2 separate regions of the Homo sapiens genome follow, and region 2 is linked to region 1. A link is a loop called in an ENCODE intact Hi-C map of the cell type or tissue named here. Cell type or tissue: HCT116. All regions are shown on one strand. Each heading gives the region's core, and the rest is flanking DNA. Links, peaks and the distances in the headings are about the cores only. Region 1 overlaps TANGO6 (transport and golgi organization 6 homolog). Region 2 overlaps TANGO6 (transport and golgi organization 6 homolog).

The links. Peaks named below come from ENCODE experiments on the same cell type or tissue, not always from the same donor. Only the 100,000 strongest peaks of a DNase experiment are listed, where the experiment ranks them.
Region 2: it touches region 1 in a loop (5-fold over the local background); 2 of 110 quality-filtered maps call a loop at or near these places.

What each region holds. Positions count from the first base shown.
Region 1 is chr16:68,914,798-68,930,431 of GRCh38, forward strand. It overlaps TANGO6 (transport and golgi organization 6 homolog), which reads left to right. Exons shown (of 18, transcript NM_024562.2): 12 at 4,288-4,422; 13 at 12,771-13,286; 14 at 15,441-15,498. It also overlaps the pseudogene RNU7-42P. Among named protein-coding and RNA genes, the nearest start is that of TANGO6, 79 kb to the left of the region's middle. In HCT116, for the core only: no CTCF peak of the experiment used is centred there; DNase peaks (open chromatin) are centred at 7,054, 8,594 and 9,134; H3K4me3 peaks cover 1,798 bases; H3K27ac peaks cover 5,076 bases.
Region 2 is chr16:69,061,020-69,076,653 of GRCh38, forward strand. All of the region lies in intron 17 of TANGO6 (transport and golgi organization 6 homolog), which reads left to right. Among named protein-coding and RNA genes, the nearest start is that of HAS3, 37 kb to the right of the region's middle. RefSeq lists enhancers at 1,876-2,694, 10,639-11,358, 11,359-12,076, 12,077-12,795, 12,796-13,513. In HCT116, for the core only: no CTCF peak of the experiment used is centred there; DNase peaks (open chromatin) are centred at 8,672, 11,112 and 11,382; H3K4me3 peaks cover 2,566 bases; H3K27ac peaks cover 4,649 bases.

The sequences.
Region 1 (15,634 bases), core at 2,409-10,408:
ACAAAGAATGTTTGGCAGAAAGGCTACTTCATAGATGGCAATGATTGTTGGCTATCTCTTTACAGTTAACAGTTCCCTGGGTTTTTTTTTTTTTAAACATACATACAAACATAGAAAGTGTCTATTTTAGTAATAGGATCATACTACTTGTTTTGATATCTACACACACACACACACACACACACACACACACACACACACACATATAGATAGTGGAGGATGGGCGCAGTGGCTTATGCTTGTTATCCCAGCACTTTGGGAGGCTACTCGGGAGGCTGAGGCAGGAGTATTGCTTGAACCCGGGAGGTGGAGGTCACAGTGAGCCAAGATCACACCACTGCACTCCAGCCTGGGCGACAGAGCTAAACTCTGTCTCAAAAAAAAAAAAAAAAAAAGTGGAGAGGAATTTAGAAAAAGTTGGAAGGCTAAATAGTCCTAGTTGAGTAATTTAGGAATGCTTTATATATTTTTTGTTACTGTTGTTAGAGACAGGGTCTCACTCTTTGTTGCCCAGGCTGGAGTGCAATGGCTAAATCACAGCTCACTGCAAACTTGAACTCCTTGGCTCATGCAATCCTCCCACCTCAGCTTCCTGGGTAGCCAGGACTACAGATGTGTGCCACTGTGCCTGGCTAATTTTTTAATTTTTTCTAGAGACAGGGTCTCACTTTGTTGCCAGGCTAGTCTTGAACTCCTGGCCTAAAGTGATCTCCTGCCTTGGCCTCCCAAAGTATTAGGTTACAGGCGTTAGCCACTGTGCCCAGCTAAGGAGTGCTTTAGAAGACTCCCTGGAGGCAACATAGTTGGCCCAAGATAGTAGAAACAGTTTCTACCTAGTTTCTCTAGAAAGCGCTAGTGTCCTTATCTTCTAGTATGAATAAAATCTTAGGGATGGAGGAGGTGGTGAAAACTGCCTTAAACAGCATTGTTCATTTCAGTAAGTGGAACTTTTAATAACCTTTCTAGTTTCCTGCGTTGCTTCAGAAGACAAGTGTTAACAAGCCATTCTCCTGACTTTAAGCTTGCAATAAAGATTCTAGCACAGCATGTGATTTGTCCAGAGAATTAAACATGCAAGCTTGCATGTTATTTGGAGGCTTATTATGACCTTCTCAGCCTTTCCATTTCTAAAATGATTTCTCTCTTTTGAGTCATTAATCCTAAGTATGCATGTGTGTGTGCATGCATGTGTATTTGTGTGCTGTCATTTATTCAAAGGTGTTTTTACTTAAGTTGATTAATCCAAATGCATTGAAAATGATGCTGACCAAATTAATTCTATTTAAAGCTTAGTTGTTAGCCAAATGCTATATAAAATCTTGTCTAGGAACAGTCTTAATCCTTTCAAATATTTAATACTTAAAAAAAGACTCTAGATCAGGGGTCTCCAACCCCCAGGCCACGGACTGGTACTGTTCTGTGGCCTGTTAGGAACCAGGCCGCATAACTGGAGGTGAGCAGCGCCCAAGTGAGCTTTACCACCTGAGCGCCGCCTCCTGTCAGATCAGCAGCAGCATTAGATTCTCATAGGAGCACAAACCCTGTTGTGAACCGTGCATGCGAGGGATCTAGGTTGCGCAGTCCTTATGAGAATCTAACTAACACCTGATGATCTGAGGTGGAACAGTTTCATCCTGAAACCATTCCCCGCCCCTCTCCCCCTCCCGCCCCTGCCAACCCCAGTGTGTGGAAAAATTGTCTTCCATGAAACCGGTCCCTGGTGCCAAAAGGGTTGGGGATCACTACTGTCAATCATTTGCACAGATGGCTCGAAGACACTGGCTTCTAGATGAAACTGAACACTACCCCTCCATTCTTTACTTACTAGAATTAGACTGTCAAAATGTCGGGAGTGAGTCAGGGCAGGAATCCCTGAGGAGGAAACCTCCTTTTGAGAAGCAGATCCAGGACCCTCTGACATAGTCAGAAAGTAACAGGTCATTTTTTATAAAGAGTTTTTTTTTAGAGCAGTTTTAGATTCACAACAAAATTGAACAGAAGAGACAGAGATTTCCCTTACACTCCCTGCACTCACACAACATAGCCTCCTCCATTGTCACCATCTCCCACCAGAGTGATGCATTTTTTGCAGCTGATCAGTCTACATTGACACATCACCACCCAACGTCCATAGTTTACACTAGGGCTCACTCTTGGTGTTGTACAGCCTATGGATTTGGACAAATTTGCAATGCCCTGTATCTACCATGATGGTATCATACAGAATAGTTTCACCACCCTAAAAATCCTCTATGCTCCACCTGTTCTGTTCTCCCTCTCTCCTCACCCCGGCAACCCTTGATCTTTTTACTGTCTCCATAGTTTTGCCTTTTCCAAAATGTAATATGGGTGAAATCATACAGCATGTGGCCTTTTCAGCTTGGCTTCTTTCCCTTAGTAATATGCATTCGAGTTTCCTCCATGTCTTTTCATAGCTTGATTGCCCATTTTTTGGTGCTGTTTTTCCATTGTTTGGATGTATCACAGTTTATTGATGCATTCACCTACTGAAGGACATCTTGGTTACTTCCAAGTTTTAACAATTATGACTAGAGCTGCTATAAACAACCATGTGCAGGTTTTTGTGTGGACATAAGTTTTCAACTCATTTGGATAAATATCAAGGCAAGCAATGGCTAGACTGTATGGTGAAAGTATGTTTAGTTTTGTAAGAAACTGCCAAACTGTCTGCCTAAGTGGCTGTACCATTTTGCATTCCCAGCAGCAATGAATGAATGAGAGAGCTCCTGTTGATCTCCATCCTCACCAGCATTCCTGGTGAAATCAGTTCTCTGGATTTTGGCCATTCTATTAGGTGTGTAACAGTATATCACCAGTGCTTTCATTTCCAGTTCTCCAGTGACATAGGATGTGGAGCATCTTTTCATATGCTTTTTTGCCGTCTGTATATTTTCTTTGGTGAGATGTCGGTTCAGGACTTTTGCTCATTTTTAATTGGGCTCTTTTCTTTTCAAGATAGGATCTCTCTCTGTCACACAGGCTGGAGTGCAGTGACACCATCATGGCTTACTGCAGCCTTGACCTCCTGGGCTCAAGCAGTCCTCCCACCTCAGTCTCCTGAGTAGCTGGGACTATAGGCACTTGCCACTATGCCTGGCTAATTTTTTTTTTTTTTTTTTGAGATAGGATCTCACTCCGTTGCCCAGGCTGGAGTGTAGTGGTGCTATCTCAGCTCACTGCAACCTCCACTTCCTGGTTCAAGCGATTCTTCCACCTCAGCCTCCCGAGTAGCTGAGACCACAGGTGTGCCACCATGCCCAGATAATTTTTTGGTAGAGACAGGGTTCACCATGTTGGCCAGGCTGGTCTCGACTCCTAACCTCAAGTGATCTACCCACCTCAGCCTCCCAAAGTGCTGGGATTACAGGCGTGAGCCACCGTGCTCAACCCAGGTTTTCTTATTATTGAGCTTTAAGAGTTCTCTGTAAATTTTGGAAAACAGTCTCTTGTCAGACTGTTGTGGATGAATATTTTCTCCCAGTCTGTGGCTTCTCTTTGTATTCTCTTGACAGTGTCTTTCGCAGAGCAGGAATTTTTAACTTCAGTGAAGTCCAGCTTATCATTACTTTCTTTCACGGATTGTGCCTTTGGTGTTGTATCTGAAAAGTCATCACCATACCCAAGATCATCTAGATTTTTCATGTTATCTTCGAGGAGTTTATAATTTTGTATTTTGCATTGCAGTCCGTGATCCATTTTAAGTTAATTTACAAGTCATTTTGCTTTTTAATTTTCAGGCAAAATTCATGAAAAGTTAAGGAAGTTGGAGTAGCATATTAAAACATTTGGAAAAGTATGAATAGGCTTTCTCATTTATTAAGTGTATGGCCTTAAACAAACAACCTTTTAAAGTCTCAGATTCTTCATTTCACAATGAGGATAATAGTACTGACCTCATAGAGTTGATATGAGAACTAAATGAGATTGTACATGTGAAACACTTGGGAGCTTCCCGCTTGCTGAACATGTGGAGATGCTGGGAGTGGGGCTAGCCCAGAGAGGGCATGGAAGCTACACCCCCACCCGCTTGTCCTATCCATCTGTCTGTTCATCTGTGTCCTTTGTAATAACCTTTATAATAAACCGGTAAATGTTTAAAAAAAAAACACTGAACATCACATCTGCATGGTAAGTAGCAGTTGTTCTGGATGGTTCTTGCTATCATGATGTAGATGAAGAAGATGAGGATGTAGACATAAGATGTAAGGAGAATTATGATTTTTTTTTTTCATTCCTCATTGATTCTCAATTCCCTTTTTTGGGTAGGTGGTGGACTTTGTAGCAGCAACATTGCAGAGAGCCTGTGCAAGCCTGGCCCATCAGGCAGAGAGCACCGTGGAATCACAGACGCTGAGCATGTCCATGGGGCTGGTGGCTGTCATGCTAGGAGGAGCTGTTCAGGTGAGTTGTAGACATGAGGCAAGCTTGAATGGAGGGAAGGGAGAAGCGAAATACCAGTTGTTTTCCTTCCATATCCTTGTGAGAAATAAGAATGGATATTGTACATAGGAGAACCTAGATAAAGAAGTTAGTTTGTTAATGAGAATTCTCTCCAAAGTAGAGAACAAGAAAGTTGCACCATTTCTACTCTGTCACCTGCATAGACTTCACTATCAGAAGGGCAGGGTCCTTTCTACCTGTTACAATCTTAATTTGGGAACATCTAGCCTGGTGTTTTGCATCTGAGGTGAATACTAGATTTTCTGGCTCTCACTCTCCAAAGCTCAGCCCTTGTTTCTGCTACTGTTGTTGGGGAAAGTCCTCAACTGGTTGCATAGGATCCATCTATTTTGAATGCTCCATTTTAGCACAGGATTCATTCTTCATCCCTTATCAGGTAGCATGTTAAAGCTTTGCTTCCAGCCACTTTTAAGTATGTATGTCTTTTACATACCTAATTTATAATTTTTAAATTTATTTTTTTAAACACTACATATTGGCCGGGTGCGGTGGCTCACTGAGCCTGTAATCCCAGCACTTTGGGAGGCTGAGTTTGGTGGATCACCTGAGGTGAGGAGTTTGAGACCAGCCTGGTCAACATGGTGAAACCCCGTCTCTACTAAAAATATTTAAAAAAAATTAGCTGGGCGTGGTGGCGGGTGCCTGTAATCCCAGCTACTCGGGAGGCTGAGGCAGGAAAATTGCTTGAACCCAGGAGCCGGAGGTTGCAGTGAGCCGAAATCGTGCCATTGCACTCCAGCCTGGGTGACAAGAGCTAAACTCCATCTCAAAAAAAATTAAACAAACAAAACCTACATATTGCATACTTGTGTGCCACACATACTAAGCTAGGGTGCTGGGAATACAGCAGGGGACAGGGCAGACCGTCATGAAACTTGCAGTCCAGTAAGGAAGTCAGACACTAAATGACTGTTCAGAAATGTACTTAGAATTGAATGAAGGGTCTCAAAAGAGAAGTGGCGGGTACCAAGAGCACATAACATCTAACCTAGGCTGGGAAGATTTCCACTGAGGAAGTGTAAGCGTAAGCTAAGATTTGAAGGAAACTCTTCCAAGTAAGGAAAACATCACGTACAAAGGCTTAGAAGCAGCAAAGAGCTTGGTATACTTGAGACACTGATGGAAGGCTGGTGTTAGTGAATTGTAGAGACCAAGGGGAAGAGCATGCCTGCAAGGACAAAAGATAGTCAAGGGCTAGACCATGCATGTGTGTGTGACTGGCTGATTACATACCGAGTTAGGTGAGGAGTCTGCAGGAAAGCAGAATAGGCTTAGTGTGAGTCTTATGAAATCTACCCTGCAGCCAGCCTGCTCATAACCCTTAGCAATGAGTAGGATACCCTCTGGGAATGGATTTTTGAGCTTGAGGATTCAAATCTGATTCTGATTCTCGATGTATTAGAATATACCTTTCACTAGCCTGTCTAAAAGGAAAGGGAATTTTATCTGGGCCTGTTATTAGTGTGAAGCCCATTTCTTTAGATTTACTTAGCACTTCTAATTATATATTTTCCATATTGTTTTAAAAAAAAAGCTTTTGGTTCAGTTTCTAGAGCCATAGTATACCCTTGCTGTTAGAACTGTCAAGGTTTGGGAGGCCGAGGTGGGCGGATCAGGAGGTCAGGAGATCGAGACCATCCTGGCTAACACAGTGAAACTCCGTCTCTACTAAAAATACAAAAAAAAGGTGGCGGGTGCCTGTAGTCCCAGCTACTCGGGAGGCTGAGGCAGGAGAATGGCGTGAACCTGGGAGGCGGAGGTTGCAGTGGGCGGAGGTTGCAGTGAGCCGAGATCGCGCCACTGCACTCCAGCCTGGGCAACAGAGCGAGACTCTGTCTCAAAAAAAAAAAAAAAAAAAAGAACTATCAAGGAAAGTTTCACTGATGGAATCATTTTTCTTTTTTCTTTTCTTTTTTTTTTTCAGACAGAGTCTTACTCTGTCACCCAGACTGGAATGCAGTGGCACAATCTCAGCTCACTGCAGCCTCCACCTCCTGGGTTCAAGCAATTCTCCTGCCTCAGCCTCCCAAGTAGCTGGGATTACAGGCATGCACCACCACGCCCAGCTAATTTTTTGTATTTATAGTAGAGACAGGGTTTTGCCATGTTGGCCAGGCTGGTCTCGAACCCCTGACCTCAAGTGATTCACCCGCCTCGGCCTCCCAAAGTGTTACAGGCATGAGCCACCACGCTCGGCCGGAATCATTTTTCTTAAGTTGTATTCTTATTGGATTTAGTTGGCCAAATAGATTTTTGTTTTGTTTTGTTTTGTTTTTTTTTGGTTGAATATTGATTTGAATAGTCTTTTTCCACAAGGTGAGAGTGTGCTTTTTTTTTTTTTTTTTTTTTTGGCTTCTCTTTACTTCACACTTATCATTTCAAACCACATCCCAATGTAAGATAGATCACAAAAATCTCCATTTCCCTTTCTAGAAGCCCATTGTTGGAGGGCTGGCTGTGCACATTAGTTGTGTTCTAAGACAGACTCACCTGACTGATATCAAGGTTATACCTTGCAGGCCCCTGCCTTTCTGTGAGCCATCCTGACTCACTGATTACATCCGGCATTCCTCTGACTTTGCAGTTAGTTAAGTGAACATAAGCACGTCACCCCCTATACCTTTGCCCTAGATCTACTACTTTTTTTCTGTTTGAATCATGGATTTGTAAATGGCTTCTATAGTAATGCTGGATTTTCTTTCTTTGTATTAGAAAAAAATGTCATGGTTCTGAATTGTGTTTTCAGTTAATCATTGTCAGGCTAACAATATACTGTTTTTTCCTATTTCTTACTAGGATTCGTTGTTTTGGCTTATTAAAAAAGAATCTAACATCATCTGAACCTTTTTTGTTTCTAATTTATGTAATCAAAGTGATTATTAGAACATTGTGTCTGGGAAGAGGAGTTAATTTGGAAAAAGCATGTATTTAAGACTGCTGACAACAACAACAAAAACAAAATTAAAAAAAAAAAAAGGCCGGGCGCGGTGGCTTATGCCTGTAATCCTAGGACTTCGGGAGGCCAAGTCGGGTGGATCACGAGGTCAGGAGTTCAAGACCAGCCTGGCAAACATGGTGAAACCCCATCTCTACTAAAAATACAAAAATCAGCCGGGCTTGGTGGCGCGTGCCTATAATCCCAGCTACTTGGGAGGCTGAGGCAGGAGAATCGCTTGAACCCAGGAGGGGGAGGTTGCGGTGAGCGGAGACCATGCCACTGCACTCCAGCCTGGCAACAGAGCAAGACTCCATCTCAAAACAAACAAACAAAAATTTATAATTAAAAAAAAAAAGACTGCTGACAAGATAACTGTAGTTCCAGGCTCATTTTCTAAATTTCAGAGTTAGTCACCACTAAAAGTATTATACATTGGTTACTCCTCCCTGTCCCCTCAAGAAGCAGTTTCTGCATGATGTTGTATTGTCCATTGGTCTCTAAAGCACGAGGCTGAGCAGACCATTCCAGACCTTCTTTAGGAAAAACCAAAACCATGTTGTTCCAGGGAGGCAGCAGAGCTTCTGGTTAAAAGCTGGGCTCCAAATCTTGAAATCTAGATTCTACTGGGGTGGGGGCCCATTATTGGGAGAGAAAAGGTGCATCTCTTCTCTAAAGGGGAAGGGGGCTTTAGCTTGGTCTTACTCTACACTGCTTAGGTCATGTTTTTTTTTTTTTTTTTTTTTTTTTTTGAGATGGAGTTTCGCTCGTTGCCCAGGCTGGGGTGCAATGGCACGATCTCGGCTCACCGCAACCTCCGCCCGCTGGGTTCAAGCGATTCTCCTGCCTCAGCCTCCCAAGTAGCTGGGATTACGGTCATGCACCACCACGCCCGGCTCATTTTGTATTTTTTTTTTTTTTGTAGTAGAGATGGGGTTTCTCCATGTCGGTCAGGCTAGTCCCGAACTCCTGACCTCAGGTGATCTGCCCGCTTCCGCCTCCCAAAGCGCCGGGATTACAGGCATGAGCCACCGCGCCTGGCCTGCTTAGGTCATGTTTTTGATCAAAGACCATTGCTCAGACTCTTTGGCAGAAAGGTTACCAGGAGCATGGACTGTGTTTTAGGTGCTGCTGACTTACATATTAGAATCATTGCAAACGATTAGAGGCTGGGGTAGAAGTAGTGGTAAGCAAGCTAGAGGTCTATTGCAGAATGGAGGAAGGGGAGAGAGGGACGAGCCGCTGAAATCTGTTGCATGCTGGTGAGGCGAATTGGTTGAGTCAGTTCCTGTGCTACAATGCTGTCCTTTCTCTTCTTCACCGAGCCCAATTTGGGTGCTCTATAGAACTGCTTGGGAAAATTCCCATTATTTCAAGCTGTTATATAGAACTCCAAAGAGCAGACAATCCTTCTTAATTGCTGTTGCTTTCAAGCAGCCTCATTTAGAGATGTCTTACTTTCTGCCATATTTAATAAACCTGCCACAGTAGGTACTTAATTAACAGTTTTTGAATGGATGGATAAATGGAAGGAAGAAAGAATAAAAGGAAGAAAGGAAAGGTGATGTCTAATGAAGGAGGCATGATTTGTTTTGTTTTGTTTTGTTTTGTTTTGTTTTGTTTTGTTTTTTCAAAAGGGCATGAGCTCAAAAAGTTGAAAAACACTGCCCTCACCCATAGTGAGCAACCTCCAGATCTGGGCACACCCATGGGAGTGTTGTGAATGTTAGTCATGTGTTATCAGGGGCAAAGGAGAGCCATGCTTCTTGTTTTCACAGGCTTTCACTTGATTATCCTCTAGGTAATCCAGTCTTTTATCAGAATTTCCCTAGAGTGGAGAGGCATCCTTCAACTGCTTGTATGCAGGTGATCAAACTGGCTAAAAAAGCCCTTACTTGCAAACCACAGTGCCTCCAATTTTACAACTTAAAAAGAAAATGACTTTCCAGTTAACTAAGCTGACTAGTTCTCTCTAATTCTTTTGCTTTTGAGATTAAACCATCTATTTCTGGAATTGTCTTCATTGTGCTCATTTATACACATCGTTAAAGATTTTCAGAGCTTTGGCCAGGTGCCAGTGGCTCACGCCTATAATCCCAGTGCTTTGGGAGGCCGAGGCAGGAGGATCACCTGAGGTCAGGAGTTCCAGACCAGATCAGCTACTCGGGAGGCTGAGGCAGGAGAATTGCTTGAACCCAAGAGGCAGAAGTTGCAGTGAGCTGAGATCACACCATTGCACTCCAGCCTGGGCAACAAGAGTGAAACTCCCTCTCAAAAAAAAAAGGCTCCTCAGCTGGGCACGGTGGCTCATGCCTGTAATCCCAGCACTTTGGGAGGCTGAGGTGGGAAGATCACCTGAGGTCAGGAGTTCGAGACCAGCCTGGCCAAAATGGCAAAACCCCATCTCTACTAAAAATATAAAAAAATTAGCCGGGTATGGTGGCGGGCACCTGTCATCCCAGCTACTTGAAAGGCTGAGGCAGGAGGATCGCTTGAACGTGGGAGGCGGAGGATGCAGTGAGCTGAGATCATGCCATTGCACTCCAGCCTGGGTGACAAGAGCAAAATTCCGTCTCAAAAAAAAGAAAACAGAAACAAACTCCTCACATAGCTGCTGCCACCCAGTGCATTTCCCTGGACAACCCCAGGGGCTAGATGTTCAATGAGTAAATACCCCCATACAGGTTGTGGGCACCTGGTTGTCCAGCCCGAGGCCAGGGATCCCAGGTCACACCCTTGATCAGGGAGGGATCAAGGTGCTTCTGCCATGCCCAGGATTGAGAACTCTGTGGATGCAAAGAGGGGTGGGTGGGAAGCCTGGTGTGGTGGCTCACGCCTGTAATCCCAGCATTTTGGGAGGCTGAGGTGGGCGGATCACATGAGGTCAGGAGTTTGAGGCCAGCCCCGGCAACATGGCAAAACCCTGACTCTACTAAAAATACAAAAATTAGCCAGGCATGGTGGCCGCACCTGGAGTCCCAGCTACTCAAGAGGCTGAGGTGGGGGAATCGCTTGAACCTGGGAGGTGGAGGTTGCAGTGAGCCAAGATTGTGCCATTGCACTCCAGCCTGAGCAATAGAGCAAGACTCTGTCTCAAAAAAAAGAAAAAATTGCAATTCCCTAATGACTTATGACATTGAGTATGTCTTCCTATGCTTATTTGCCATCTGTATATCTTCTTTGGTAGGGTATTCTTCTTTGGTAGACCTATCTGTTAAGGTCTTTTGCCCATTTTTAAGTCAGGTTGTTCATTTTCTTATTGAGTTTAAAGAGTTCTTTGTATATTTTGGATATTAGTCCTTTTTCAGATATGTCTTTTACAAATATTTTCTCTCATTCTGTAGTTTGTCTTCTCATTCTCTTGACAGTTTCTTTTGCAGAGCAGACATTCTTAATTTTAATAAGGTCCAGGTTTTTAACTATTTCTTTCATAGATCATGCCTTTGCTGTTGTATTTAAAAGGTCATTGCTTTTAAGAGGTCATCTCAATTTTCTACTATGTTAACTTGTAGGAGTTTTATAGTTTTGTATTTGACAGTTAGGTTTATGATCCATTTCAAGTTAATTTTTGTGCAAGGTGCAAGGTCTGTGTCTAGATTCATTTTTTCACATGTGCATGCCAGTTGTTCCAGCACCATTTGTTGAAAAAACTGTCTTTTCTACTGACACTTGTTCCAATTAAAAAAAAAAAAAAGAAAAAAGAAACTGTATTTTTTTTTCCATTTAAAGCCTTTGCTCCTTTGTCAAAGTTCAGTTGACTCTATTTATCTGGGTCTATTTCTGGCCTTTCTGTTCTGTCCCATTGATCTATTTGTCTTGGCTGGTTTTTTTTTTTAGAAGAAATTGTTATATAGAAGAGAAATTAAAAAAGAGGCCAAATAGACTGTAGGTAAATTATTCTCATTTTAGATGCTTTAAAAAAGTCCATGATACAACCGAGGCACTGAATGAAGTTTAGCATAATGATAATACTAGTATAATTATTTGAAAATGTCTCGGCCGGGCACCGTGGCTCATGCCTGTAATTCCAGCACTTTGGAAGGCCAAGGTGGGCGGATCACCTGAGGTCCGGAGTTCAAGACCAGCCTGGCCAACATGGTGAAACCCCGTTTCTACTAAACTATAAAAAATTAGCCAGGCATGGTGGCGTGTGCCTGTAGTCCCAGCTACTCGGGAGGCTGAGGCAGGAGAATGGCGTGAACCCGGGAGGTGGAGGTTGCAGTGAGCCGAGATTACGCCATTGCACTCCAGCCTAGGCAGCAGAGCGAGACTCCGTTTCCAAAAAGAAAAGAAAAAAATAAAAATAAAAAGGATTTTTTTTTCTTTTTTTTGAGACAGAGTCTCGCTCTGTTGCCCAAGCTGGAGGGCAGTGGCGTGATCTCAGCTCACTGCAACCTCTGCCTCCCGGGTTTAAGCGATTCTCCTGCCTCAGCCTTCCGAGTAGCTGGGACTACAGGCACATGCCACCATGCCCAGCTGATTTTTGTATTTTTAGTAGAGGTGGGGTTTCGCCATGTTGGCCAGTAAAAAGGACTTAAGATCCTTAAGGTATTCAAATTTTCAGGGTCTCCTGAAGCCTCATCTGATAATTTCTCCAGTGTTTTCAAACAGAAAAGTATTACCATTGATTCTTACTTTTCATTGATCACACATACACCTTTTGGGTGGCAGTGGGTGAGGGGGGTGCTTTCCAGTGAAGACCAGAAAACCTGCTAGACAAATTCTAATAGAGCTGTAACACTCATGCACCTTTCTTAGTAGTAAGGCATATGACATTATTCAGACAAAGCTTCCATGGAGAATAAAATGTTATATAATTTTCACTTCCACTTTCCAGAAGAAATCCCTTTCTTCCCGTTTTCTCTGTGATCCCTTCCAGATCTATGGTGCACTTGCATACTGACTGGCCACTTTAGATCATGTAGTTAAGAACAGCCTTATCTTTTCAAGGGAGACTGCGTAGGGTATTGGGTGAGAGTGTGGGCTCTGATCCCAGTTTCTTGAGTTCACATCTTACTATCTTCCAGTCTGTGACCTTGGGCATGTTACTTAACCGTTCTGTTTCCACCTGTTTAAAATGTAGATAATAATAGTCATTATATCACAAGGATATGAATGTGTGTGTGTGTGTTTTATCTTAGAAAAGAACCTGTATATGATAAGTGTTCAATAAATGTTAGGTATGATTATTCAACAAATGGTATTCAGTGCTGGACCCAGGCAATACACTGATTACACCATGAGCAAGATTTGATCCCTGCCCTTTTTTCTCAGAATATGTTTCCTGGTGCTCAGGTCATATTGAAATTTGCTATGTTAATTTGGGTTTGACATTTTTTATTTCATTTTGTAGTTGAAGTCAAGTGATTTTGCTGTTCTGAAGCAGTTGTTGCCTCTGTTGGAGAAGGTATCCAACACATACCCTGATCCGGTCATCCAAGAACTCGCTGTTGATCTCCGCATCACCATCTCTACCCATGGAGCCTTTGCCACTGAGGCCGTCAGCATGGCTGCCCAAAGTACACTGAACAGAAAAGATCTGGAAGGGAAAATAGAAGAGCAGCAACAAACCAGTCATGAAAGACCCACTGATGTAGCTCATAGCCACCTTGAACAACAGCAGAGCCATGAGACAGCCCCCCAGACAGGCCTGCAGTCAAATGCTCCAATCATTCCTCAAGGAGTCAATGAGCCCAGCACTACTACAAGTCAGAAATCTGGAAGCGTAACCACAGAACAGCTCCAAGAGGTTCTTTTGTCAGCTTATGACCCTCAAATTCCAACACGGGCTGCTGCCCTGCGTACTCTTTCCCACTGGATAGAGCAGAGAGAAGCAAAAGCCCTTGAGATGCAAGAGAAGCTTCTCAAGGTGAGTAGAACACACTGTAAAGACACATGGGCACAGGGTGGGGCATTCATTCAACTCAAGTATTTTTGGAGCCTGGACTATGTGTCAAGTGCTGTTCTGGACCACCCTCCAGAAATTTGTGAATTTTGTGAGGAGGCAACACTTAGACACAGGAAAGATTTATTTAGACACAGGAAAGACTTAAACTCCTCAAATGAATATGAACTGAGTGCCAATTTTTTTTTTTTTTTTTTTTTTTTGAGATGGAATCTCGCTCTGTCCCCCAGGCTGGAGTGCAGTGGTGCAATCTCGGCTCACTGCAAGCTCCGCCTTCTGGGTTCACACCATTCTCCTGCCTCAGCCTCCCGAGTAGCTGGGACTACAGGTGTCTGCCACCACCCCCGGCTAATTTTTTGTATTTTTAGTAGAGACGGGCACCATGTTAGCCAGGATGGTCTCGATCTCCTGACCTCGTGATCCACCTGCCTCGGCCTCCCAAAGTGCTGGGATTACAGGCGTGAGCCACCACACCCATCCTTCAAAATTTTTGCATGCAAGAAATGCTGTGGGCAGTCAGGAAAAAGAGAAAGTTGAAATCTTCTGGAGGATGTAGGCCTTAATATGGCCATAACAAACTAGTAAAGTTTGAGCAGATGAAAGAGGGGTGGGATAGCTTGAACAAATTCCCAGAGATGGGAAAGTACCTTTTGTGATAAATAGGTCTGCTTCAACACTGTGACCCAGCCCAGATAAGCCACCTGTTTTCTCTGGGCATCTTTAGTGGGGCGTTGGGCAAAACTGGGTCTCCTCCCCTCTTCTCTCCCTTCATCGTGGTGAAATAGCTGTTTTTTGTTTTGTTTTGTTTTGTTTTTTTGAGACAGGGTCTCGCTCCGTCGCCCAGGCTGGAGTGCAGTGGTGCGATCTCAGCTCACTGCAATTTCCACCTCCTGGGTTCAAGTGATTCTTCTGCCTCAGCCTCCCAAGTAGCTGGGATTACAGGTGCCCACCAACACACCCAGCTAATTTTTGTACGTTTAGTTGAGATGAGGTTTCACCATGTTAGCCAAGCTGGTGTTGAACTCCTCACATCAAGTGATTCACCTGCCTCGGCCTCCCAAAGTGCTGGGATTACAGGCATGAGCCACCGCGCCTGGCCTTAAATATCCTTTTATACACCTATTTGAAGGTGAATTCAATGAACATCTTGGAATTTTTTTTAGCTTAATTAAACCTTCTTCTGCTGTACATAATTGGTCACCAAGTCCTGTCAATTCTTTTTTCAAAGAAGTCTTTCAAATGTATCTTATCCTCTTTATTTCCATGGCCATTACCCTAAATTAAGCTTCCCTTGCTTACTCCATAAAAGATTCCCTACCTTCAAAACTGGCCGTCTTCCTAACTGGGGTAATTTTAGGCTCTCCGTACATACTTCACATGTAGAGACCAGCAGCATCAAGTTGATGTCAAGAATTACTGTGCCAACGAAGAACACAGCATTATATATGGAGCAGACACTTCCGTCTTCCTTTCTCTGGCTCTCATGTTGGGGCCTAAACCTAACATATCATGTAATATCTTCCAGATAAGCTGTACTCACTGTAGTTGATACCCCTGATAGGTTCCTAAATTGTAAGATATTTTGAGAGTAATTTGTTACTAATATCAATTAAAGTGCTGAAATTTACAAGATTTTCAAAAATAAATTAGAACAGATTCAAAGTTATCTCAATAATAACATCTCTATCTCACTTGCACTTCCATATGCTTTGTGAGTACAAGAGAAAAGGATCAAATTGCAGCAAATGTGCCATCCATTGCACATAACCCCAAACCTTGTCTCTTGTGTGTCACACCCCGTAGTCTGTCATGCCATATGTGAGAATGTTATTCACCATGGCTGTCATGGAAAAATGTTGAGGATTGTTCTTCCATCGGTTTCCAGGACTACTGCTGGAAGAATACAAGTATCTCCCCCAGTCTCTATACTTTTTTAATGGTTATAAAAATGAGACTTAAGCATATATGCCATTTCCCCCACAAAACTCTGTCAGACCAGTTTCTACCCAAGAAAAACAAGAAGCGAAGCATTTACTCCTTTGAGCTGCTGATAAGGGAGCCTCTTAAATCTTCCTTGTTCTTTGTAAATCTTATCACTGCTGTATTTTGTGGTTCCAGATATTCTTGGAAAACTTGGAACATGAAGACACTTTTGTATATCTATCTGCAATTCAGGGTAAGTCAGTCCTGGTTAAAGGACTTTAAGTATGTGGACCAGAGACTGTATCATGTTTATTTGCACAAAATCTCTAAAGTCCTAGGGCCAGGAGACTACTGGTCATTTTGTCCGTCTTCCTGCCTCCTAGCTAGGA
Region 2 (15,634 bases), core at 4,074-12,073, 150 kb after region 1:
AAGACTGGGAATTCTGGGACTTCCAAAATCTAGTATTCAGGTTTCCCAAGAGCAAAAGTTGCCTCAACAAGTTTTCTTAAGATCTCTTAAGGAGGGAATTTTGCCTCCTTACTTGGAAACACCTACAGGGTTTTTTTGTTGTTGCAGTTGGGTTATGGACCTGCTATCACCAAATCAGCTGAGTGAAGGAGTCCTGAGGCAGAGTGACAGAATGAATACTGATGTTCGGCTAGAATCACTCTGCTTTTCAAAATTTGGCTTCTGGCTGGACGCAGTGGCTCATGCCTGTAATCCCAGCACTTTGGGAGGGCGAGGCAGGTGGATCACCTGAGGGTCAGGAGTTTGAGACCAGCCTGGCCAACATAGTGAAACCATCTCTACTAAAAATACAAAAATTAGCGGGGTGTGGTGGCATGCACCTGTAGTCCCAGCTACACAGGAGGCTGAAAGCAGGACCTGGGAGGCAGAGGTTGCAGTGAGCCGAGATCGCGCCACCGCACTCCAGCCTAGGCGACAGAGTGAGACTCTGTCTCAAAAACAAAAAAGTCATCTTCCCATTATATTTATATTTATTTATTTAGCTGTCAAAATTTTAGCATATGTATTTCCTTTAGTTCATCCCCTCTGGGCAGAGGTTTTTGCCATAATGCTTGCTCCCAGCCAAGGAGGAAACTGCATTTATCTTATCTTTTCATCTTCCTACAGAATGCATTTCCGGCCGGGCGCGCGGTGGCTCACGCCTGTAATCCCAGCACTTTGGGAGGCCGAGGCGGGCGGATCACAAGGTCAGGAAATCGAGACAATCCTGGCTAAGACGGTGAAACCCCATCTCTACTAAAAATACAAAAAATTAGCCGGGCATGGTGGTGGGCGCCTATAGTCCCAGCTAGTCAGGAGGCTGAGGCAGGATAATGGCGTGAACCCAGGAGGCGGAGGTTGCAGCGAGCCGAGATCGCTCCACTGGCACTCCAGCCTTGGCGACAGAGCGAGACTCCATCTCAAAAAAGAAAAAAAAAGAATGCATTTCGGTAGCCTGTGACTTTCTCTATCTTCAGACTCATACTTCACATACATATGTTTAAGAACAAATTTTTAAAAATATTTGTGGGGAAAAGATGCAATTTTAATTTGTGGGTCAAAACTTATTCTGACCGCCTGCCTTCTGGAAAATAAAATCATTGTGGATAATTCAGAAAATTCCAAGAAGTGCAATAAGTTATGTCCAAATCACTTTGCCTGTACCTGAGGCTTAGACTTTTCATAGGCAAAGTCTATAAAAAAGTGACCTCTCCTTTTGAAACCATGGTATCTCTCTTGCAGTCTCCTAGCCAGTGTTTTTGCCTACCATCCTGCATCCTTATTATTAGATTGTTAGTTTCCTGGGGAGCATCTTATTATTATTAGATTGTAAGAGTTACCTGGGGAGCATAAAAGGAAATTTAATTTTAATTTTTATTTATTTATTTTTTTTGAGACGGAGTCTCACACTGTCACCCAGGCTGGAGTGCAGTGGCGTGATCTCGGCTCACTGCAACCTCTGCCTCCCGGGTTCAAGCGATTCTCCTGCCTCAGCCTCCCGAGTAGCTGGGATTACAGGTACCTGCCACTGCGCCTGGCTAATTTTTTTATTTTTAGTAGTGACAGGGTTTCACCATGTGGGCGAGGCTGGTCTGGAACCACTGACCTCGCGTGATCCACCCACCTCGGCCTCCCAAAGTTCTGGGATTACAGGCATGAGCCACCGCACCCGGCCCATAAAAAGAAATTTAAAAAAAAAAAAAAAAAAAAAGAATCAGCCAGGCGCAGTGCCTCATGCCTGTAATCCTAGCACTTTGGGAAGCCAAGGTGGTGAATCACGAGGTCAGGAGTTAGAGACCAGCATGGCCAAATGGTGAAACCCTGTCTGTATTAAAAATACAAAAACTTGGCTGGGCGCAGTGGCTCATGCCTATAATCCCAGAACTTTGGGAGGCCGAAACAGGTGAATTGTTTGAGGTCAAGAGTTCGAGACCAACCTGGCCAACATGGTGAAACCCCGTCTCTACTAAAAATACAAAAATTAGCCAGACATAATGGTGCGTGCCTGTAGTCCCAGCTACTTGGGAAGCGGAGGCAGGAGAATCGCTTGAACCCAGAAGGCGGAGGTTGAGCCAAGATCGCGCCATTACCCTCCAGCCCGGGTGACAGAGCCAGACTTCGTCTGAAAAAAAAAAAAAAACACTGGGGCCGGGCGCGGTGGCTCACGCCTGTAATCCCAGCACATTGGGAGGCCAAGGCGGGCGGATCACGAGGTCAGGAGTCAAGACCATCCTGGCTAACACAGTGAAACCCCGTCTCTACTAAAAATACAAAAAAATTAGCCGGGCGTGATGGCAGGCGCCTGTAGTCTCAGCTAGTCAGGAGGCTGAGGCAGGAGAATGGCGTGAACCCCGGGGGCGGAGATTGCAGTGAACCGAGATCGCGCCACCGCACTCCAGCCTGGGCGACAAAGCGAGACCCCGTCTCAAAAAAAAAAAAATTAGCCAGTGTGGTGGGGGGCACCTGTAATCCCAGCTACTCGAGAAGCTGAGGCTGGAGAATCGCTTGAACCTGGGAGGCAAAGGCTGCGGTGAGACTCCATCTCCAAAAAAAAAAAAAAAAAAAAAAAAAAACAAAGTTCTTTGGGGGATTTTTAATGAGTAGTGAGGATGGAGAATCATTAACTAGAATGATGGTATCATTCAGAGGCAATGGTATTCACTCTGGGCAGCGTAGCCATACTTTTCTTCTTCTTCTTCTTCTTCTTCTTCTTATTATTATTATTATTATTATTATTATTATTATTATATTATTTTGTTTTGAGATGGAGCCTCTGTCGCCCAGACTGGAGTGCAATGGCACGATCTCAACTAACTGCAAACTCCGCCTCCCGGATTCAAGCAATTCCCCTCCCTCAGCCTCCTGAGTAGCTGGGATTACAGGCATGTGCCACCACGCGTGGCTAATTTTTGTGTTTTTAGCAGAGACGGGGTTTCACCTTGTTGGCCAGGCTGGTCTCAAACTCCTGTCCTCAAATGATCTGCCCGCCTCGGCCTCCCAAAGTGCTGGATTACAGGCATAAGCCACCACGCCCAGCTCTACAGCCATACTTTTCTGGTGTGGGTGGGAGGTTGTTTTTTCCAGTCTGGTCCATGCCATGCGTATATTAGCACATAATACAAACCCTTACCAGAGCCTCTGATGTGTCAGGGACTCTGGGTTTTTTGGCCTTTGATCCTACTGTAGCACCTTATGTTCCTGAAGCATCTTGCACAGAGCATTGAATTCCAGTGAGCAAATGCCCTAAGGATTGCAGTCTGCACTTCCCCTATCCACAGAGGCATGACCTGAGGCTGTGTGATCAGAGCAAGCCTGAGGTGATTCAGAGTGCCCTAAAGCAAACTGGCATCCTAAAGGAAGCCTAAACCATGGAGTCAGCCACCAGCCTTTCTGCTGCTCCCTATCTTCTCTCACCAGCCAGGCACCATCCAAATAAACAACTTTTGATGGTGCAGGAGGAAGATCAAATTCTCTGCATGGTGTCCTCATGCATATTGGATTTCCTAGTAATGCACATATGAAAAACAAAGTTTGTGAACTTAGATCTGACAGATGCAGATTTGAATTCTAGCTATTTGTCCTTGAGCAAATCTCTAAACCTCCCTAACCTCCTGTGCCCTAATTCATAAACTGGGGCTAATAATACCTGCTTCATAGGGTTAAATGAGATAATGTGTGTCCAGGGCTTAGCACAATGACTGAAATGTAGTAAACACTCAATCAGCAGTAGTAGTGAGCCTTTTTCAGATGCTGTCTAATCCCACGTGGGAGGCTTTCCATGCAGAAAGGAAATAGAAGTGTGGTGCCCTCAGCGGGGTGTCTGCATGGAGATCTTGAAGGACTGGAAACAATGAAGCCTGTTCCCCCATATGTGATCACTGAGTACAGTTTGAAAGCTGGGGTTGTACTCACCCTCTCAGGACAACACTCCCAATCTCTTTTCTCGTAAGCAGTAGCCTGCTGCCTTTGCACACACTTCGACCATTTTCCCTGCTGCTTTGTGCTATTTCAGGGCTTGTGGGGGTGTAGGAAAGCTGCCGCCTTCCTCAGGTTGCTATTTAAAGACATTCTGAAACATTTTGCCACCGCTGCTCCTGCCACCACAGCTGCCACTCCTGTCCCAGCTGCAGGGAGCTGCATGGTCACTGACCACTCCAGCCCTTGGGCAGCATGCCTCAGCATAAGCCAGCCAGGGAGCACACACAGTTAGGTGTTGGGAGTTCTGACCGCCTATTTTTTGTTTAGGACTCCTGAGCTATCATCCCTCCCAAGGGTTAACTGCTACCCACCATCTTGGTCTTTGTCCCTAAACAACCTAAACTGTCCATGTCCCTGTAGCATTTTTGGCACTTGACCAGTTAAATATTTCTCCCTTTTTCTCAGGAAAAACCACACATGATACCCGCCTCATCTCCTTTCCACCCCATCTCCAATTTGCACTTTAGATGCTCTCCTCATTTAGTAGCCAGAAAGGGTAAAAGTGCCATTTATCTCTAGGTCTAGCAGAGAAAAATACTCTTAAAATAAAAGGTTTTTGAAAAGCTCAGTAACCTCCAGTTAATAATAATGCCACTGTGAACTTCAGTGTGTTTGAGATTTTCTATCTGTCAGGCATGGGTAGAAATCTCTTAGACATTAGTAATCCTGCCTTTCTTTACTGACCGTCCTGACGCTTTCAGTGAAGTGTCTCAAAAGCCTGGTCTTTCAGGTTTGAATTGGCCCTAATTTCTTTTTCATAGACCCATCAAAGTGAAAGTTTGGGTTTTATCAGGAAAGCATTATTCTTCTTCAGTCCAGAGCTCCTGAATGAGGTCCAGATTGTCTGTGTCCATTCTGCTTCCCCAATTTATTTGTTTCCTGCCCATTATCTTAGAGAGGCCACTCGCCTCAAAGACCTTGGAGTCTGGCCCCTTTCTGCTTCCCCGGCAGAATTCTTCCTGATGCTTTCCATTCTGCAGCATAGCTTGATCAGAGCTTCCAGTGTGCCAGCTACCAACATCATCTGACCTGCGCTGGCCTGATACTGTGTTCAGACTACATTAAATTCATTTCCCCGCATCTACGCCACCTCCCTCTTCCTCTCACTCGCCTTCATTTATTCATCTGCCCAGCCACTCTGCCTTTGGCTTCTCCTCTCTAGTCTTTGTTTTCAGAGCTGTGCCTTTCCCCCTCCTATTCATTCATTCATTCATTTGTTTATTTATTTATTTATTTTGAGATGGCGTCTCGCTCTGTTGCCCAGGTTGGAGTGCAATGGCGTGATCTTGGCTCGCTGCAACCTCTGCCTCCCAGGTTCAAGCAGTTCTCTGGCCTCAGCTTCCCAAGTAGCTGGGATTACAGGCACACACCACAATGCCCGGCTAGTTTTTTTGTATTTTTAGTAGAGACAGGGTTTCACCATGTTGGCCAGGCTGGTCTTGAACTCCTGACCTAAAGTGATCTGCCCACCTTGGCCTCCCAAAGTGCTGGGATTACAGGCATAAGCCACCGCGCCCGGACTTCCCCTCCTATTCTTATTCCTTGGTGGTAAACCCAATTTTCTTAATGTGGTGGTAATAATAACAATACTTTGAATTATTTATCACTTTGCTGATGATAGTGAAATACTCTCACATACATTATCTTTTTTGATCCCCACAATATACTCGTAAGGTAGGTGGTTATATGTGCCTTATGCCTCCCACTCCATGGTAGTGAAAATAATAACCACTTTGAGAGGCTGAGGTGGGGGGATTGCTTGAGGCCAGGAGTTTAAGACAAGCCTCGGCAAAATATCAAGACCCCGTCTCTACAAAAAATTTGTTTTTGTTTTTGAGATAGGGTCTTTCTTGCTTCGTTACCCTGGCTGGAATGCAGTGGTGCAATCACGGCTCAGTATAGCCTCAACCACCCAGGCTCAAGTGATCTTCCCTCCTCAGCTTCCCAAGTAGCTGGGACCACAAATGCGTGACACCATGCCCGACTAATTCTATTATTTCTTGTAGACAAAGGGTCTTGCTGTGTTGCTCAGGCTGGCCTCAAACTCCTGGGCTCAAGCAATCCTCTCACCTTTACCTCCCGAAGTGCCGGGATCATAGGTATGAGCTACTGTGCCTGGCCTACAAAAAAAATTTTTTTTTTATTAGCTGAGGCTGGGCACGGTGGCTCATGCCTGTTATCCCAGCACTTTGGGAGGCCAAGACGGGTGGATCACCTGAGGTCAGGCATTCGAGACCATCCTGGCCAACATGGTGAAACCCCATCTCTACTAAAAATACAAAAAATTAGCCAGGCGTGTTGGCGGGTGCCTGTAATCCCAGCTACTCAGGAGGCTGAGGCAGGAGAATCGCTTGAACCTGGAGACCTGGGAGGTGAAGGTTGCAGTGAGCCAAGATTGCGCCACTGAACTCCAGCCTAGGCAACAAGAGCAAAACTCCATCTCAAAAAAAAAAAAAAAAAAACGCTGGGCGCCGTGGCACACGCCTATAATCCCAGCACTTTGGGAGGCCAAGGCGGGCGGATCATGAGGTCAGGAGTTGGAGACCAGCCTGGGCAACATGGTGAAACCCTGTCTCTACTGGCCGGGCACAGTGGCTCATGCCTCTAATCCCAGCACTTTGGGAGGCCGAGGCGGGCGGATCACTTGAAGTTGGGAGTTCAAGACCAGCCTGACCAACATGGAGAAACCCTGTCTCTACTAAAAATACAAAATTAGCTGGGTGTGGTGGCACATGACTGTAATCCCAGCTACTCGGGAGGCTGAGGCAGGAGAATTGCTTGAACCCAGGAGGCGGAGGTTGTGGTGAGCCAAGATTGCACCACTGCACTCCAGCCTGGACAACAAGAGTGAAACTCTGTCTCAAAAAAAAAAAAAAAAAAAGAAAATAAACCCCATCTCTACTAAAAATACAAAAATTAGCCAGGCATGGTGGCACATGCCTGTAGTCCCAGCTACTCGGGAGGCTGAGGCAGAAGAATTGCTTGAATCTGGGAGGCAGAGGTTGCGGTGAGCCAAGATCACACCACTGCACTCCAGCCTGGGCAACAGAGCAAGACTCTTGTCTTGAAAAAAAAAAAATTACCTGAGCATGGTGATGCACACCTATAGTCCCAACTGCTTGGGAGCCTGAGGCAGGAGGATCACCTGAGCTTCAAGGCTGCATGCAGTGAGCTATGATCGTGCCACTGTACCCCAGCCTGGGTACAGAGAGACTCTGTCTCAATAATAGTAATAGTCATAATAAAAACCGCTTTGAGAGACGGTACAGTATAGTGATTAATAAAGAACACTACTCTGGAGTCAGGCTACCAGGGTTTGAATCCTGGATCTACCCATTACTAGCTGTGTGAACCTGGGCAAATTGGAAATGATAATTGTGTTGTGGGGATTGAGTTAATGTAGACAAAATGCCTGGAATCATACCTGGCATATACCAAGTACTATGTAAGGATTAGCTACCGTTGCCATTCATTCATTCTTCAAAGATTTACTGCATGTTAGGCTCTCTTCCAGGCCTCAGTGATGTAAGAGTTACAGGATGGACATAGTCCTGGCCCTCACAGAGGTCACAGTCTTCACTGACAAACCATCACTTCTTTAGCACCCACCATTTGCAATTCCTTGTGCTTGGATCTTTGTTTTTGTTGTTGTTTTGAGATGGAGTCTCGCTCTTGTCGCCCAGGCTGGAGTGCGGTGACGCCATCTTGGCTCACTGCAACCTCCGCCTCCCAGATTCAAGCAATTCTTCTGCCTCAGCCTCCCGTGTAGCTGGGATTACAGGTGCCCGCCACCACGCCCAGGTAATTTTTTTCCTATTTTTAGTAGAGAAGGGGTTTTGCCATGTTGGCCAGGCTGGTCTCGAACTCCTGACCTCAGGTGATCCACCCGCCTCAGCCTGCCACAGTGCTGGGATTACAGGCATGAGCCACCGTACCCAGCCATGTTTTTGGATCTTTAGATACATTAATTCTTATTGCAACCTTCAGGAGGCAAACTTATTCCCATTTTATAGACGAGATCACTGGGGTTCCTAGAAGTGAAGTAGTTTGTTCAAGATTCCCTAGCTAATAATTGGGAGCTCTAGGGTCCACTTCACTCAGTTTGCCTGCCTCCTGACCATTAGGCTTAATTCTGTGTGTCTGCCTCCCCAACAGGGTGTGAGCTCCTGGGTGTGGGAGCCATTCAGCAGAATACTTAGCCTAGTCTCCTGCACACAATGTGGGAAATTTTGCTGAGTTGTTCTCTACTGACAATTCTTGACTCTCTGCCCCGTAATAGTCTCATCTGTTCCCTCTCACATCTCTTAGCCACAAAATCACATCTTGGGCAAGATGAAGGTGCTTAGAAGTTGGACTGTTGCTTTCTGACAGATTCATACCACACCTAATGCTTATTCCAACATGTTTTTAAACAGAACTAGTCGGATTCTGGAGTCTTCTCTTCTGGACCTCAATCTAGAGAATCTTTTTTTCTGCCAGGACAATCTCCAGCCACCAGCTCCAGTTCACCTCTTTCCCCTGTCTTCACCTGTCTTATTATTTCGGTGTATAACTTGCGTGTTATTCCTCTGTTTTTGTCTTTGTGCCTCTTATTTATTTCTCAACCACAAAGGGAGTCACAATTGGTGGTTGATAGGATTGTGTGGAATGTAGCCTTCTTTCTTTTTGATCTTTGTTTGCTTCATCTCTTGTTTCTATAGAATATTGAATTTCTAAATACAACTGTTACAAGGAAAGGGGTCTCCATTCCAGACCCCAAGAAAGGGATCTTGGATCTCGCGCAAGAAAGAATTCAGGGCGAGTCCACATTGCAAAGTAAAAGCAAGTTTATTAAGAAAATAAAGTAGTGGGCCAGGCACGGTGGCTCATGCCTGTAATCCCAGCACTTTGGGAGGCCGAGGCGGGCAGATCACATGAGGTCAGGAGTTCAAGACCAGCCTGACCAACATTGCAAAACCCTGTCTGTACTAAAAAAAAAAAAAAAAAAAAGCTAGGTGTGGCATGTGCCTGTAATCCCAGCTACTCAGGAGGCTGAGGCAGGAGAATCACTTGAACCCAGGAAGCGGAGGTTGCAGTGAGCCGAGATCGTGCCACTGCACTCCAGCCTCGGCGATAGAGCGAGACTCCTTCTCAAAAAAAAAGAAAAAGAAAAGAAAAGAAAGTAGTGAAAGAATAGCTACTCCATAGACAGAGTAGGGCATTCCTGAAAGTAAGAGGAGGAACACGTCCACCCTAGGTACAATGCTTATATATATAGGATAGAAAAAGATCTTGGGGCCAGGCGCAGTGGCTCACGCCTGTAATCCCAGCACTTTGGGAGGCCGAAGCGGGGGGATCACCTGAGGTCAGAAGTTTAAGACCAGCCTGGCCAACATGGTGAAACCCCGTCCCTAATAAAAATACAAAAATTAGCCAGGCATGGAAGTGCTTGTCTGTAATCCCAGCTACTTGAGAGGCTGAGGCAGGAGAATCACTTGAACCTGGGAGGCAGAGGTTGCAGTGAGCCAAGATCACACCACTACACTCCAGCCCGGGTGACAGAGGGAGACTCCATCTCAAAAAAAAAAAAAACAAAAAAACACACACAAAAGATCTTGGGGAGATGTGCTCTGCTACAAGGGTTTGTGATAAATGATTAATTTTCTTAATTGCTATAGTTTGCAAGAATCAATATTATTATTATTATTATTATTATTATTATTATTATTATTTTCTGAGACGGAATTTCGCTCTGGTTGCCCATGCTGGAATGTAATGGGGTGGTCTTGGCTCACTGCAACCTCTGTCTCCCAGATTCAGGCAATCCTCCTGCCTCAGCCTCCCAAGTAACTGGGATTACAGGTACCCACCACCATGCCCAGCTAATTTTTGTACTCTTAGTAGAGACGGGGTTTCACCATGTTGGCCAGGCTGGCCTCAAACTCCTGACCTCAGGTGATCCACCCACCTCTGGCCTCCCAAAGTGTGATTACAGGTGTGAGCCACCATAAAATTAGGAATGCCTTTGTTAAAGCAAAATTTAGGAATGCCTTTGTTCCCAGATACTGGGATATCTGGACACTTCCAAGTCTGAGTCTGTTTGGTAAACATTATCAATCTATTCCCTTAACCATAAACACCTAGAAGTTAGGAATGCCTAACTTCTGGAAATGCAGCCCAGCAAGTCTCAGCCTCATTTTCCAGCCCTCACTCAAAATGCAGTCACTCTGGTTTTAACGCCTCTGACACAATGAGTGTATGCTAGCATTTAACGTTTTTGTCCTTTTATATTTAGCAACTCATTTTCCTATTAAGAAGTTATAGATGGAAAAACCTCTGCTAGATCACCGTGTCCAGAGTCCTTTTTCTGTAAATGTCTTATTTTTGACCATTCATGTTGTGTTTTGTTGATCTCACACAATAAGAACAGAATAGCCATTTCATTCACCAAGTTCCAGTAGTAAAAAACACCTTGAAATGTAAATGACCTTTAAAATATTAAAATAATTTTTAAGTGTAAATGAATCTACTCATTACCGTCTTTACTCATGGAGCTTGTGTTAGAGAGGTAGTCTAACTAGAGCCTTTTTTCTTCCTCTATTTTCATATATTCTGGATTGTGGTAATATGGTTTTTATAATCAAACAAATCAATTTAGGAAGTAAAGAGAAGAAAGATATTTGCCATTTATTTCTTCTTTTGATCTTAAAGATACAACCACTCCGCAAATGTTCCAGGTCAAGCTCATTGAAAGAGTCAAACACTGTCTTCCTGCTTTTCCATTGAATGTGCACCTGTGTGCCCAAGGCAGTCTTTTACTCACACCTTCCCTTTTCAGTTTGCCAAGCCTCTTCTGGTCCTTTCTGAGCCACGTCTAACCCTAAAGACTGCCCTTGTCCCTGAAGCTTCAGCTTTGTGTGTTTCAGGCCAACTGGCGCCTGGAAAGAGGGAGGGTGAAGAGAGAGGGAGACCGTGTGTGTGTGTGTGTGTGTGTGTGTGTGTGTGTGTGTGTGTAGAGAGAGGGAGACCGTGTGTGTGTGTGTGTATGTGTGAAGAGAGAGGGAGACCGTGTGTGTGTGTGTGTGTGTGTGTGTGTGTGTCACATGCGCTCTCTAAATTCTTTTGATAAAGAATCTGAACGCCACTCCCTTCCAAAGAGTTTTCAGACCAGGAGTCTGGGTACTTCTTTAAGATATCCTTGGCCTAAGCTTCTCAGATGGTGAAAGTGTTTGTTTCAACCACTGACTGCAAGCAGCTAAACTAGCTTTCCTGTGAATGAGACGCACCCAGCCTACTCACAGCCATACCCACTCCACCTTGCCCTGGAGTCCTTGGGCCTGATACAGTTGGGGGATGAACAGCAGGTGTGCTGAACTCATAATGAGAGGTTTCCGCTGTGGGATTGCCTATATCCTGCCCCCGACAGAGGCTCCTGTAACTTTACCTTTGAACTCTCCTTGTATTCAGCCCCTGATCCATGGGATTTGGTGACAATCCCTGGCTGGCAGGAAGCTTTGATCCTTGGGGAGTCCAGAGGAAGTCCTATGATGTGTGGGATCCCTAGAGTCACAGGGATTGGGAAGAAGCTCTATACCAGGATGGGTTGCTAAGATAGACCCATTAATTAAGCAGGAGGCTTTGCTTAACACTCAGTTACTAAAAACAGAGATCCGGTAACTGATAACAGGGAGCTCAGCACCCCTCAAGTGTGGAGTGGGTTTTGCACAGGCAGTATTGTTATTTTAAGGACACAGAAGTGCCCAGGGGGAAATTCCTACCCACACGGAGAAAGAGCAGAATACCTGTGAGTATCCCTTTTTAACAAGTAAAAGCTGACTTTACTTTGAATGTTAGGAGGCTCTAGCAAAAAAATCTCAAAGATATTTCTAAGTGAAAGATTCCTCTAAAAGGAAAAAAAAAAAAAAGATGACCTTGTAACAAACACTGGAGGATGGGGCACAGGAAGCCAGGAGAGCAGCCTGGGTGACAGAGTGAGACCTTCTTTAAAAAAAAAAAAAAAGTGGAAGCTCTAGAATTTCTATATATAGAGATGCTTTGGGCTATAATCCATTGGAGAGAGTGTTGGGAGATTTGTCTTTAGGCTGTACCTGCATAGCAAGCATGCTGGTTTTGCTTGGAAACTGCCTTCTTTTTGTGATGGCCTGGGAGCTGGAACTTACTAAAGTTCCCCCAAGCCATTTCCTTGGTGCCACCCACTGGCTGGGAATAAATGTCAGAGTGAAGGCACTTTCACAGAGCAGGTACAGGTTCCTCTTCCTCCACCCACCTCCAAAGGCGGAAATGACTTCCTTTGCTTCCAGAGAATTGCCTGCGTTTCTCTCTTAGAACGGAGATCACTCCATGTGGGGTGTGTGTACTGCCTCCCCACAGGGCTGTAGCTGCCACCTGGGAGGGTTCGTGCCTTATTCATCTTTTTTATCGCCAGCACAGTGCCTGGGCATGACAGAGGCCCATAGTACTGATTATTGAATGAGTGAGTAATCATGAGGCAATAGCGGTGGAGAGTCATCCTCTGCCGGGAATTAGCTCATTTTCATGCGGCCAGCCTCAGGAAAAATAAGACTTCCTTGCCCAAAGACAGGTTAGAAAGGGCACTCGAAGCCAGGCCTGGTGGCTCACGCCTGTAATCCCAGCATTTTGGGAGGCCGAGGCCGGCAGATCACAAGGTCAGGTGTTTGAGACCAGCCTGGCCAATATGGTGAAACCCAGTCTCTACTAAAAATACAAAAATTAGCTCGGCATGGTGGCGGGCGCCTGTAATCCCAGCAATATGGGAGGCTGAGGCAGGAGAATCGCTTGAACCCAGGAGGCAGAGGTTGCAGTGAGCCGAGATCATGCCATTCACTGCTCTCCAGCCTGGGGGGCACAGAGCAAGACTCCATCTTAAAAAAAAAAAAAAAAGGCACTCGGGTGAGGCCACAGAGTCAGGCCCCCGACCTAGGAGACCTGACTGTGGCTCAGAAGCTCCCTGAGAAAGCCCAGGAGGTAACTGCCCAGCAGGGACCAGGCAGCATCTTCCTGAGGTTTGCTCACAGGACTCAGGTGCTTCACGTGGTGACACTGGGCTAGGAGCATTGAGGGTTGTTTGCAGGCTGACCGTATAATATGTGGGTCCCAGTGCAGATTAAAATGCAGGGCTCCTTGCTAGGGAAAACAAATAACAACAACAAGAAGAAAGTACCATTAGTGCTGTGTGTGTGTGTGTATATATATATATATTACAGAAAAGGAGTCCCGATCCAGACCCCAAAAGAGGCTTCTTGGATCTTGTGCAAGAGGGAATTCAGGGCGAGTCTGCAGTGGAAAGTAAAAGCAAATTTATTAAGAGAGTAAAGTAGTGAAAGAACAGCTGCTCCATAGACAGAGTAGGACGTTCCCGAAAGAGGAGGAACGTGTCCACCCTAGATACAATACTCGTATATATGGGGCGATGTGCTCTGCTACAAGGACTTGTGATAAAGGATTAATTTTCTCAATTACTATACTTTACAAGTATCAAATTATCATCTTTAAAGCAAAATTAGGAATGTCTTTGTTCTCCAGATATCGGGATATCTGGACACTCCTAAGTCTGAGTCTGTTTGGTAAACATTATTAATTCATTCCCTTAACCATAAACATCTAGAGGTTAGGAATACCTAACTTTCTGGGAATGCAGCCCAGCAAGTCTCAGCCTCATTTTCCAGCTCTCACTCAAAATGGAGTCACTCTGGTTCGAATGCCTGTGTGTGTGTGTGTGTGTGTGTGTGTGTGTGTGTGTGTGTATAATTATTATTATTATTTTTTTTTGGAGGCAGAATCTCGCCCTATTGCCCAGGCTAGTGTGAGGTGGCGCCATTCTTGGCTCACTGCAACCTCCGCCTCCCAGGTTCAAGCAATTCTCCTGCCTCAGCCTCCTGAGTATCTGGGATTACAGGCATGCGCCACTACGCCTGGCTAATTTTTTAGTAGAGACGGGGTTTCGCCATGTTGCTCAGGCTGGTCTCGAACTCCTGAGCTCAGTTGATCCACCCAGCTTGGCCTTCCAAAAGTGCACAGATTACAGGTATAAGCCACTGTGCCTGGCCTGAAATATAATTTTTTTCCTTCCAAAGTCTGCTTTTTTTTTTTTTTTTAAGAGATGGGGTCTAAGTCTCTCTCTCAACTTGTCATGATGTTTATTATTTGCTGGAGAAAAATTAAAATGTTAAATTATTAGCATGAATTTTACTGTTCATCTTTACATTGTGCAATGCCAATTCTAAATGCAAATATAAGAGCATTAGCTCCTACACAGAATCACTGAAATTACACAATTTGTATTTCATAGTTTACACATGCATATGTATTTCCTTCTTAGCAGAACAGTAGAAACTCTACACAACACGAATTCAACTTTTATTTTTTTTTTTTTTTTGAGACAGGGTCTCACTCTGTCACCCAGGCCAGAGTGCAGTGGCAAGATCATGGCCCACTGCAGCCTCAGCCTCCTGGGTTCAAGCAATCCCCTCACCTCAGCCTCCCGAGTAGCTGGGACTACAGGCACACCCCACCACACCTGGCTAATTTTTGTACTTTTTGTAGAGATGGGGTTTCACCATGTTGTTCAGGCTGCTCTTGAACTCCTGGGGTCAGGCAATCCTCCTGCCTTGGCCTCTCAAAGTGCCGGGATTACAGGCATAAGCCATTGCACCCAGCTGAATTCAACTTTTTTTTTTTTTTTTTTTTGAGACAGAGTCTCACTCTGTGTTACCCGGACTGGAGTACAGTGGCTCAGTCTCAGCTCACTGCAACCTCTGCCTCCCGGGTTCAAGCGATTCCCGTTTCAGCCTCCCAAGTAGCTGGGACTACAGGCGTGCACCACCGTGCCCAGCTACTTTTTTGTATTTTAGTAGAGACGGGGTTTCACCATGTTGGCCAGGATGGTCTCAATCTCCTGACCTCGTGATCTTCCCACCTCGCCCTCCCAAAGTGTTGGGATTACAGGCGTGAGCCACCGCGCCTGGCCTGAATTCAACATTTTTATTTCATTTCTTTTTTTTTTTTTTTTTTTTTGAGATGGAGTCTTGCTCTGTCTCCCAGGCTGGAATGCAGTGGCACAATCTAGGCTCACTGCAACCTCCACCTCCCAGGTTTAAGTGATTCTCGTGCCTCAGCCTTCCGAGTAGCTGGAATTACAGGCACCCACCACCACGCCTGGCTAATTTTTGTATTTTTAGTAGAGACGGGGTTTCACCATGTTGGCCAGGCTGGTCTCGAACTCCTGACCTCAGGTGATCCGCCTGCCTTGGCCTCCCAAAATGCTAGGATTACATGCGTGAGCCACCGTGCCCAGCCTCATTTCTTGATACATTTACATTCGACCAACACTGTCTACCTTTGATTTACTGATAAGAAAGGACTGAAAGGAACAAGAATAATGGGTTGCCCTGCTGTGCCATTATTTTCAGTGTAAATGACTGGCTAAAACAAGGAAGTGAATGAGTAAGAAAGATGCAGTCGGGTTCCATGGTCCTCTGTGTTTTTTAGAAAGCCATTGCCTTCTTTCTGTGTTCGAAGCAACGCATGGAAAGTGCATGAAAAGTGTCGCCTCTCCAAG